Regions from separate parts of the Homo sapiens genome. Here region 1 is linked to region 2. The links are chromatin contacts, found by Hi-C or POLR2A ChIA-PET in ENCODE. All regions are on one chromosome and are shown on one strand. Each heading gives the region's core, a stretch centred on a gene start or an enhancer-like site at or near the end of the contact. The rest is flanking DNA. Distances are from core to core; before and after follow the strand shown.

What was found. Hi-C counts contacts between places; a loop is a spot of excess contacts on that map. ChIA-PET counts read pairs that join two places held with the same protein, here RNA polymerase II (POLR2A). Pooled maps may share reads with other maps.
Region 1: a loop to region 2 is called in a pooled map, with 4 times the contacts of the local background. The contact joins the enhancer-like site here to the promoter of ZBTB7C-AS1 in region 2. A Hi-C loop is called at or near these places in 2 of 168 maps with a recorded cell type or tissue (CD8-positive, alpha-beta T cell and gastrocnemius medialis) and 1 of 50 pooled maps. POLR2A ChIA-PET finds 5 or more read pairs at or near these places in 1 of 52 experiments (T-cell).

Annotation. Positions count from the first base shown.
Region 1 is chr18:48,551,480-48,556,414 of GRCh38, forward strand. All of the region lies in intron 1 of CTIF (cap binding complex dependent translation initiation factor), which reads left to right. Among named protein-coding and RNA genes, the nearest start is that of CTIF, 15 kb to the left of the region's middle. Within about 2 kb of position 1,897, at least 3 of the 41 ENCODE cell types and tissues checked have a DNase peak (open chromatin) inside an H3K27ac peak, as active enhancers do.
Region 2 is chr18:48,160,438-48,165,093 of GRCh38, forward strand. It overlaps ZBTB7C-AS1 (ZBTB7C antisense RNA 1), which reads left to right and starts at 2,279. Exons shown (of 5, transcript XR_001753437.2): 1 at 2,279-2,443. The region is part of intron 3 of ZBTB7C (zinc finger and BTB domain containing 7C); the gene reads right to left. RefSeq lists a silencer at 1,199-1,398.

The DNA.
Region 1 (4,935 bases), core at 647-3,146, 390 kb after region 2:
TTTGTGGTCCTCTGTTATGGCAGCCATGGATACTAATACACATGCATTGTGTGTTATGCTTGTGTTTAGGACTTCACCCCCTAAGTGTATTTCATCTTTCAGCTCTGAGTGTAGTTGTTATTCTTCTCTTTTGCAGATACACCTGAAAAGTTAGCATTCCTCCTGAGGTCACACAGGGAAGCCAGGCTAGAAACCCAGGCCTGTGTGGACTCTGGCCTGCAAGCTGTTGCATTTGGGCAGTGGGGAGATGTCTGTAAACGCAGGGATTGAACAGGTGGTCTTTCTCCTGAAACCTGGGTGATCCAATAATAACTTTCTTTTTCTTTTTTTTTTTTGGAGACGGAGTCTTACTCTGTCACCCAGGCTGGAGTGTAGTGGCGCGATGTCGGCTCACTGCAAGCTCCGCCTCCTGGGTTCACGCCATTCTCCTGCCTCAGCCTCCCGAGTAGCTGGGACTACAGGCGCCCGCCACCACGCCCAGCTAATTATTTTTTTTGTATTTTTAGTAGAGACGGGGTTTCACTGTGTCAGCCAGGATGGTCTCTATCTCCTGACCTCGTGATCCGCCCGCCTAGGCCTCCCAAAGTGCTGGGATTACAGGCGTGAGCCACCGTGCCTGGCCTAATAATAACTTTCAAAGCCTAACAGTTGCTAAGTATTGTGGTGTCATAGTAAGCACTTTGCATGTGCTGTCTTCATTAGCCATTACAGCTTCTGTTTCATAGATGAGAAAATGAGGGCACTTCTTCCAACGGGGACATTTAAGCAAGAAAAGCCAGTGACTTGGCCAAAGTTGCATACCAGGCTTGCCAGTGAGAAGACAAACTGAGGACGGGTTCTCTGAACTGTGCCCTCTTGGCTCTCTAGAAAGAACTGTGTGGAAATTTCTGGATTCCTGTGTCTTAGTCCATTTGGGCTGCTATAGCAAAATACCATAGACTGAGTAGCTTATGAACAGGAGAAACTTATTTCTTGGGCTAGGAAGTTCAAGATCAAGGTGCCAGCAGATTCAGTGTCTGGTGAAGGCTCAATTTTTCATAGATTGCACCGTCTCACTGCTTCTTTTCATGATGGAATGGGTGAGGACGTTCTCTGGGGTGTCCTTTATGAGGGCACTAACCTCATTCATGAGGCTCTGCCCTCATGACCTAATTGCCTCCTGAAGGCCCCACCTCCTAATACCATCGAGTCAGTGGTTAGATTTCTAACTTGTGAATTTTGGGGGGATACATTCAGACAGTAGCGGAGGTTGAGTGTTTTACCCCAGGCCACACAGCTAAGAAGTGGCATAACCAGTTTTGCTCAAGCTTTGCCTGTCACACACAGGGATTGGCAGGTTCCCCTGTAGTCCCCTGATGTTCTGAAAAGGTCACTGGTCTTAGATTGGCCACCTGTGATCTGGCTGCTCTCAGGGAAGTCACTTCACATCTGGGTGCTTTGTCCTCGGTGACCTCAGGGCTTGGACGATATAATACTAAAGTCTCTGATCCTCTCATTCTGAGGTTCCCAGTGCCCATCCTTCTATAATACAGGGATTAGGAGGGAGAATCCCTGAGATGTTTTTGACATTTGCCTACACCTGAGGGAACAGTTGCACATCTTCCTGATACGGCCAGTTGGAAGTGTGGTTTGGCCATTCATTCCTTCCCTACAAAATTACCTCTTTGCACAAGGTAGAAATGATCCCCACCTTGTGCCAGGTTTGTTCTAGGCTTTTGATGGTGTGGGCTTTGAGTGACGTCCACAAAAGCGTGTGGGGAGAGGGTTGCTGGTGAAGTGATGTCACTGTGATTTCCTCCTCTAGGTGAAACAAAAACGTGGTTGCCTGCAGCCTCATTCGCACCAGAGAGAAGCCAGCCACGGGCGTGGCAAGCCTTGGAGGCCCAAGTTGAGCCAAAGACCTCTGTGTCTTTCCCTCCATCCTGTTTCCGTTTGCCTTTAGGCCCAGGTGGCTGGCAGATGACGGTGAGGAGCGGGTGATGGGGTAATTCCCGGAATGCAGACTGTAACCAGGGCAGTCAGAACAAGGATTGTTAACCTGCAGCCGCCCAGCTCCTGGCTCATCCCACGAGGCGTTCGTGATTTTACTCACCTCATTAGAAAAGTTTACTTAATGTATCTGTCGTAGATTTTAGAACTGGAAAAGAGGTTGAGTGACTTTCTTTTTCTTTTTCTTTTTCCTTTTTTTTTTTTTTGAGACAAGTCTCGCTCTGCCGCCCAGGCTGGAGTGCAGTGGCGTGATCTCAGCTCACTGCAAGCTCCGCCTCCCGGGTTCATGCTATTCTCCTGCCTCAGCCTCCCGAGTAGCTGGGGCTACAGGTGCCCGCCACCATGCCCGGCTAATTTTTTGTATTTTTTTTTTTAGTAGAGACAGGGTTTCCCTGTGTTAGCCAGGATGGTCTTAATCTCCTGACCTCGTAATCTGCCTGCCTCGGCCTCCCAAAGTGCTGGGATTACAGGCATGAGCCACAAAGTTCCTGATTCTCTGCGGCCCACTCATGACCTCAGAGCTCCAGACTCCCAAGCTCCCTGACACCAGTATTTGGGTGGATGGGAAGAGGCCTGCAGATTGCAGTGGGTGAAGAGGCTGTGCACACCCAGCTGCTGTGGTGGAGTGGCTGTCCGCCAGTGTGACCAGCTAAGTTGTCTTCTCATTTCTTGCTGTTGTTGGTGCCACCAGGGGTCCTTACCCCTGGCATTGTTGTGAGGTGCCTAGGGAGCTGGCAGGGCTAGTGCACTTCTTCCAATGGGAACATTTAAGCAAGAGAAACCAGTGACTTGGCCAAGTTCGCATACCAGGCTTGCCAGTGAGAAGACAAACTGAGGACTGGTTCTCTGAACTGTGCCCTCTTGCCTCTCTAGAATGAACTGTGTGGAAATTTCTGGGTTCCTGTGTCTCCCTCAGGAACTGGCTCCAGGCTGCCCCTGTACCCAGCGGCCCTTGTCTGTCTCCTCCCAGGCCGAGGCAGGCACTGCGATGGAGGCACCCTCTTCACTGTGTTTGCCAGTGCACTGCAGTGGAGAGGTTATGCCTTTGTAGGGTTGTGGGGATAGGGCTGAAAGCCCCCTGAAGGCAGGATCCACGATGGAGGAGCATTATCGTACTCTGGTGGGCTGGGAACATGGCCCCTTTCCCAAGTTCTCCTCTCTGTCAGCCTAACACCAGCTTTTCGGAGAGAAAGAATCTTCCAGGTTTCCTGAGATTTGCCTGAGGTCCCTGAGGCTCTCCTTCCCACTTCAATCTAGAAGATGGGAGAGGCTCTAAATGACTTAATCACAGATCTGAAAGCCCAGAAGGACCTGAGAGAGGCTTGGCCTCCTGCAGGCATCTGCCTTGTAGCCTCCCGGGAATTGGAAGCTTACAGCTTTGCAGCCCAGGCCATTACTTGGCAGCCCGGGCCTAAAGACATTATCTTAGACCAAGGTGTGCCTCCCAGTAGCCCTGGCTGTGATCTGAGAGGCACACAGAACGCATATCCCATTCTCCTTCCAGGGTGACCAAGTATTCAGAGTGCCAAATCTTCTTTTGGAGGTAAGCTCTCTTCCCTTAAGGTTTCTCTGGATAAGGTGTCCAAACCTCTCCTGGCTTCCCTTCTCTGTACATCTCTTTTATCAATGCTTCTCCTAAAATGGGGACACGGAATGGAATACGGTGTTCGAGGTGTGACCTGAGTGGTGCAGGAATCATGCTGCTGTCACCTCCCTCCATCTGGACACTATATTTCTGTTAATGTAGCCCATGACTGTGTAATTTTTCTTCATGGGCAGCTTCTAGATATGGGGATTCCCATTCCTTCACAGCTCCTGCCAAAATAATCTGTGGCAAAGATCTGTTTCCCCAGCCTGGACTGTTCACAGCCCTGATGAGTAGCCCAGGCCACCTCATCTGAGTCCCCTTTGAGTGGCCCAGGGAGCTAAGGTCAAGGGTGTTCAGAAGCTGGTGAGATTATTGAGGCCTGACCCACTTTGCAGAGGAAGGCTGGAGCTTTCTGCCCAAAGTGACTGTGATGGGGATTGGGGTGGATGGGCTTCCAGGCCTGGAGAAGGTGGGGATGTTTCATGCAGGCTCCTACCCCTGAAAATCTGGCCACCCACTCACCACTGGGAACCAGCTCCTGTGTCTTAGCACTGCCACCTCCCCCTGGGCCTGCCAGCCTCTGGCTTCATTTCTTTTTTGCTCAGGAAGCAGAGATAAGGTTTGGTGCTCACCTTTGCCCAGTTGCATAGAGACCCTGTGACATGGACATATTGGATGACTTCCCTGGCTGAGCCATGGAGGAAACTGTGTTTCAACTGAAGACATTCTTGTGGTGTCTGCCCCCAGGGAAGTCTCTTGGTATGTGTGTGTGACACAGGGCTCAGTTTGGGGCACTGGGCATGGGGAATAGGGGGCAAAGGAAAGGAAGACTCAACTGTGCTTTCAGGGAGCCTTCAGCCAGCAGGAGAGAGAAACCCTGAGCATGCTGGCTGATGGGAAATGTGTATCAAAAGTTTCCTTTTGCCAGGAGGAGGCAGGCAGGACTTTCAGCTCCCCAAGTCTGGGCCATTTCTGGAAGCATGAGGGTTTGGAGCTTGTCTTTTTATTCTAAACATTGAGCCTGCAGTTTTAACTCCTGGGCTGCCCGTTGGTCTTGTCTGTCCTGAGCTGCCTGCACATCGATCTGATCGTGAAGGGTGGGTGGTGAGTGCTCCGGATCGTCTCAGCAGCATCTCTGCCTTAGATGGATTCTCAGCTGCCCATCTGGAAGGTCAGGATGCCAATAGGTGGGGGCATCACTGTGGAGTGGTAGCGAAGAATTCCAGTTTTGAGGCTCACGAGCTTCCAGGATTCCAGGCTTGGCTCTGCATAAAGCTCACTACAGAATCTTAAACTCTTTGTGACTTGGTTTCCTCACCTTGCCTTTGATAGTGGAGTTGGAAAGCCCCAATGCAAGG
Region 2 (4,656 bases), core at 1,029-3,528:
GAGTTCCAGCTCTGCCACTAACTAGTAGTATGATCTTGGGCAGGTCATCTCCCGCTCTGGGTCTCAAGGGCCTCATCTATTAAACCCAGGACTGGGCTGAGGATGCCTGTGGTCCAGCTGTTAAAGATCCCGGTTAAATAATAAAGATCCTGGATCTATTAAATAACATCCCTGATGTATAAATAGTGGCAATCTTGATCAAAGAGCTCCAAGCTTGTAGAAAACACAAGCTCAGCAACCTACCAATCTCCCCCTTGCCATAGTAAGGGCACCTGTTTGCTACCTGAAAATGTAAGAACTCACAGCCTTGGGATGAGTGAGAAGTTGAACTGGCCGCAGGGAGAGACACCTGAGAGGGCAGTGGCAGTCTGAGGGGGGCCAGGTGGCCTTCTTGATGTGATATGAGGGATCCCTGAAAGGCCTCCCCTGTCCCAAATATCTGCTCCCTATCCCCCAAATCTGGGGTCCTGCATCTGGAATTCCACCATTTGAGACAAGTTTTTTTTTTTTTTTTTTCCAGTGCCGGGGGAGCAGTGGGGGGTCGTCTTTGATTGCAGACACCTTCAAGCAAAACGCACACAGCCATGAGAAGGGTGTGGTTCCCACCCTTCTAAGGTTGCCTGGGTCTTCCCTGCCTGCCAGCAGAGGCCTGGCAGCTTGTGGGCCCTGGGTGCTTGGGGCTGGAGGAGGTGGGGGGGACCCAGAAGGGACCCTAAAGGGGGCTGTGGGGGAGGGAGGGCCTCCTGGGCTGACTCAAGGTCTCCTTCACCAAGACCCAGAGGGCCTGGGGGACGGGGGCAGGGAAAGAGAAAGAGCACGTGCAAGATTTGAGTTCTCCAGGAGGGCTGGGAGTGGGAGAGTCCAGGGAAAGAGCTGGTGCCTCCCTTTGGCTAACCGATCCCTTGGAAGAGCCAGCTCAGAGAGGGGAGGAAGGGAGGGCGGGTCAGGAGACAGGGTGGGGCCGGGATGAGAGGAAACTGTAAAACCAACGGGGCGGATTCACGAAAAATTCCCGAGCGTGGTGAGGGTAGAGGGTGCTGGGCAGCACCCCAGTTCGCCGGGCCCACGCTCCTCCAGTTGCCCGGCCTGTTCAGACTGGTTCGCCCACCTTTCTCTCCCTGCCGGCCCCACTCGCCTGACCTCTGAGAAAGCAGAATCCGGGACATGAAGCAACCACAGCCGCTCCGCCCGGCCACAAGCGCCCCGGACTCCGTGCCTGCCCGCAGCCCCCTTCCTGCAGCGTTCACTCGGCTGCCCGGCCCGGCCCGGCCCGGGCGCCCCGCCCCAGCCCCGCCCCGCTCCGGAGGCCCCTCCTCTATCCCCGCCCCTTCCCGGGCGCCCCGCCCTCTCCCTCCACTCTGCGCCCCCGCGGCCTCTCTCTCCTCCTGCGGGAGCCATCGCCCTCCTCCCGGGCGCCCCTCCCCGCGGCCGCAGCCTGTTTCCCGGGCCTCTCCTCCGCATTCTCACATCGCTCCAGCTCGACCTCCCCACCCGCCCGCCTCCCCGGGAGGCCGCGGCCCGGCGCGGCACCGCCCCTGCCCACGGTTACCCGGTTACCGCCTGAGAGGCCGGCGCCTGCCCGGGCGGGCGGGACCCGCACTGACCCCGCAGGGGGCGAGGCGGGGCTGAGAGGGGCGAACGCAGAGCCAGACCCCCCGCCGCCGCAGGCCGCCCACCTCCAGGCAGGGCTTCGTGCCAGACCCGGCTGTAGTTATCAGCTGGGTGGAGGGCAGTGCCAGCTGCAGGCGTCCCCGAGGCGCAAACACCACCCCTGGCCCCAGCCTCCTTCCCTGCAGCCTTCTACCTTCTACCGGAAACAGAGCCACGGGGAGCTAAAGGAGGATCCAGCAACAGTGGAGGCAGGGACTCCACCTCAGAGGCAGGGCCGCACTGAAGCCCAGCTCACCTACCTGCTGGGTGACCTTGGGCAAGTGACTTCTCTATGCCTCAGTTGTTGCATCTGTAAAATTGAGATAGTAATAGTATTCACCTCACTGAGTGCTGCGGTTTGGTGCCTGGCACATAATAGGGACTTCATAGACAGTTGTTACTATTATTACCTCTTCCCCCACATTTGGGGTTTGGCAGAGGGATGTATTGGCTACATGGTCATTAAGGATCTGTTAAGCACCTCCTATGCACGAGGGAGATCACATGGTATGGTCCAAGAGTCTTGGAGTTAGATGTGGGGTTGAATCCTGGCCCTGTCACTTCATAGCTGTGTGTGACCTTGTAAAATTCTGTCTCCTCTCTGAGCTGAAGTTCCCCCACAGGAAAATAGGGACCGTAATGCCCATCTTCCGGGGCCAATGCTGGATTCAATGAGATAATGTACAGGGAGTGCCCAGGGCAGTTCTCAGCACACAATAGTGCCTCTCAGTAAATAAGAGACGCAGGATGGAGAGGACAGGCTCAGTTTCTGCTACAGAAGAGCTCTGGGCAGGTAAGACCTATGGGAGAAAAATGTCACTGAGGAGGATGAACGTTCATGCTCAGCATGCAGTCAGTAGGAAGGGCTGAGGGAGGGCAGGCCCTCCTGTCTAGGAGAATGAAACTGCTAAGGGTGGGATGTCAGGCACTGGTGGGGGATGTTTCCGAATGGGGCCCGTTGGTCCTCAGTGAAGCGGCAGCTACTGGGCCTGAGAAGGGATGTAGGGGCGCTGGAATGACTGATGTCAGCATCTGCTTTATTGGAGAGGCCCCAAAGATGGCTTGGCCATCTCTCTCCCATCCTGACAGGAGAAAAGAATGAAAAGGACAGTTGGAAAATGAGCCCTGAGCAAAATCTCCCCCCTTTATAATAACTGTGAATGTGGCTGGGCATGAGCATGGCCCTGGACAGTGGCTGTGTGACTCTGAAGCTGGGTTCCCTCATCTGTAAAATAGTGGGCTGGTCAGATGCTTTCTAGGCCCCTGAGCTCCTCCCTTCTTGAAAGCAACATTTGCTCTGATCCGTAGCAATGTGGGGGAGAAGCCACTCCTGGAGAGTGCAGGGCCCATCTTCAATCCCATCACCCATTCCATGAACTGGCTGGGAGCCCTCTTGGATGAAATGGAAATGGAGTGGGGCTTAACAGTGGGACAGGCTCCCCAAAGTAGCTCAGGAAGACCAGCTGTCCCACTGATTGTGTGATTCTGACAGCTGGAATCAGCCTTTCAAGCAGATGTCCAGCCCTCTTACAGACAAAGAAAGCCCAGAGAAGTGAAAGGACTTGCCCAAATTCATGTGTCTCTTGAGAGGCAGAGCTGCCTTTCAATCCACTGCACCATATTGCTTCAATTAGTTTCATTAAGAGGGACAACAAAAAAACCAGTAAGCTAGTGACCAAGGCCATCCAAAGTCTCTTTGAGTCCATTTCACGAATGCAAAATGGAAATGCCTTAGCTTCACTACCAGATAAGAAAGTGCTTTGGGAAGTGAGAAGAACACTCCAAACAGCCCAGGAGCTGCCATAAGCACTGTCTGGAGCTGGAGGGGGTTAACTAGGTGGACAGTTGGCGGAGGCTCCTGCCAGGTCAGAGGGGATTTGCCTTTGTGATCAGCACTGCAGGCTCCACGAAGAGTCCAAGGACAGTGGGCTCTGAGTACTAATATGCATTTTTATTCTGCAATAATTTTCATACTGAGTTCAAGAGGCACCAACTCCAAGTACATAAAACCAAATCAAATTAAATTAATTGATTTTATTGAAACCTGCTGCAGTTGTATTCAAGCCCACAGCCAGGGGCATGACCCTCATGAAATACCAAAGGGGCTTTTGAAATAATTAAATTAATCACACCCCGGGTTATGCACAAGGGCTTGCTCCTGGACTCACAGGCAGGCATGTTCCCGGTCCCAGCAACAAGCGGGAGAGGAGCATGTGGCCGCAACACAACCACAAAATGTGGTGCTGCCTAGGGGAGCTGAAGACTCAGACTTCTCATTCCAGGGTAAGCCTTTGTTCATGCTCTTTTGGCAAACATGCACATACACACACTCTCATGTTAACCCATACACACAGTCACAACACCACTCATACTCACACACATACATATGTATACACAAACATACTCATCTGCTAGATTTCCCTTCTGTCTCCCTGTCTACCCATGGTTCAGATCAAGTGCTTACCTCGTGATCCTCCTTCTTTAACCCACCAGGACCCCTCCAGCACTTGGATGATGCATTTTCTTGTTGGCTGTTGTTTCATAAGCGCTTTTTTTTGCATCTCTAAGTAAAGGCTAGTAAGCCCCTTGAATGCAGAGAATGGGCCTCCCTGCCTTCTCTGGATCTCTCAGAAAGCTCAGCATAACCTAGAGTGTGAATAACTTAACCACTGTAAGTGCTGTGCACTTGGAAGGAGCTCCAGACATTAAGCACCTACTGTATACTAGATACTGTTCAGATGACTTTAGACATATTAACTCATTTAGTCCTCACCACGAGCCCCCACCCCCTACATCCCACCAAGTTGGGATTGTTGTTGTCCTTATTTTACAAATGAAAATAGAGAGACACAGAAAGGTCAAGTAGCTTGACTGAGGTCACCCAGCTGGCAAAGGGAGCAGGGTTATATTACTTCTTAGGAAATCTTAAGCCAAAACAATTCTATACATCCTGTTGCTGATCAAGAGGTAGATCACCTTGTGCTTGAACACATTCCCACAAACAAG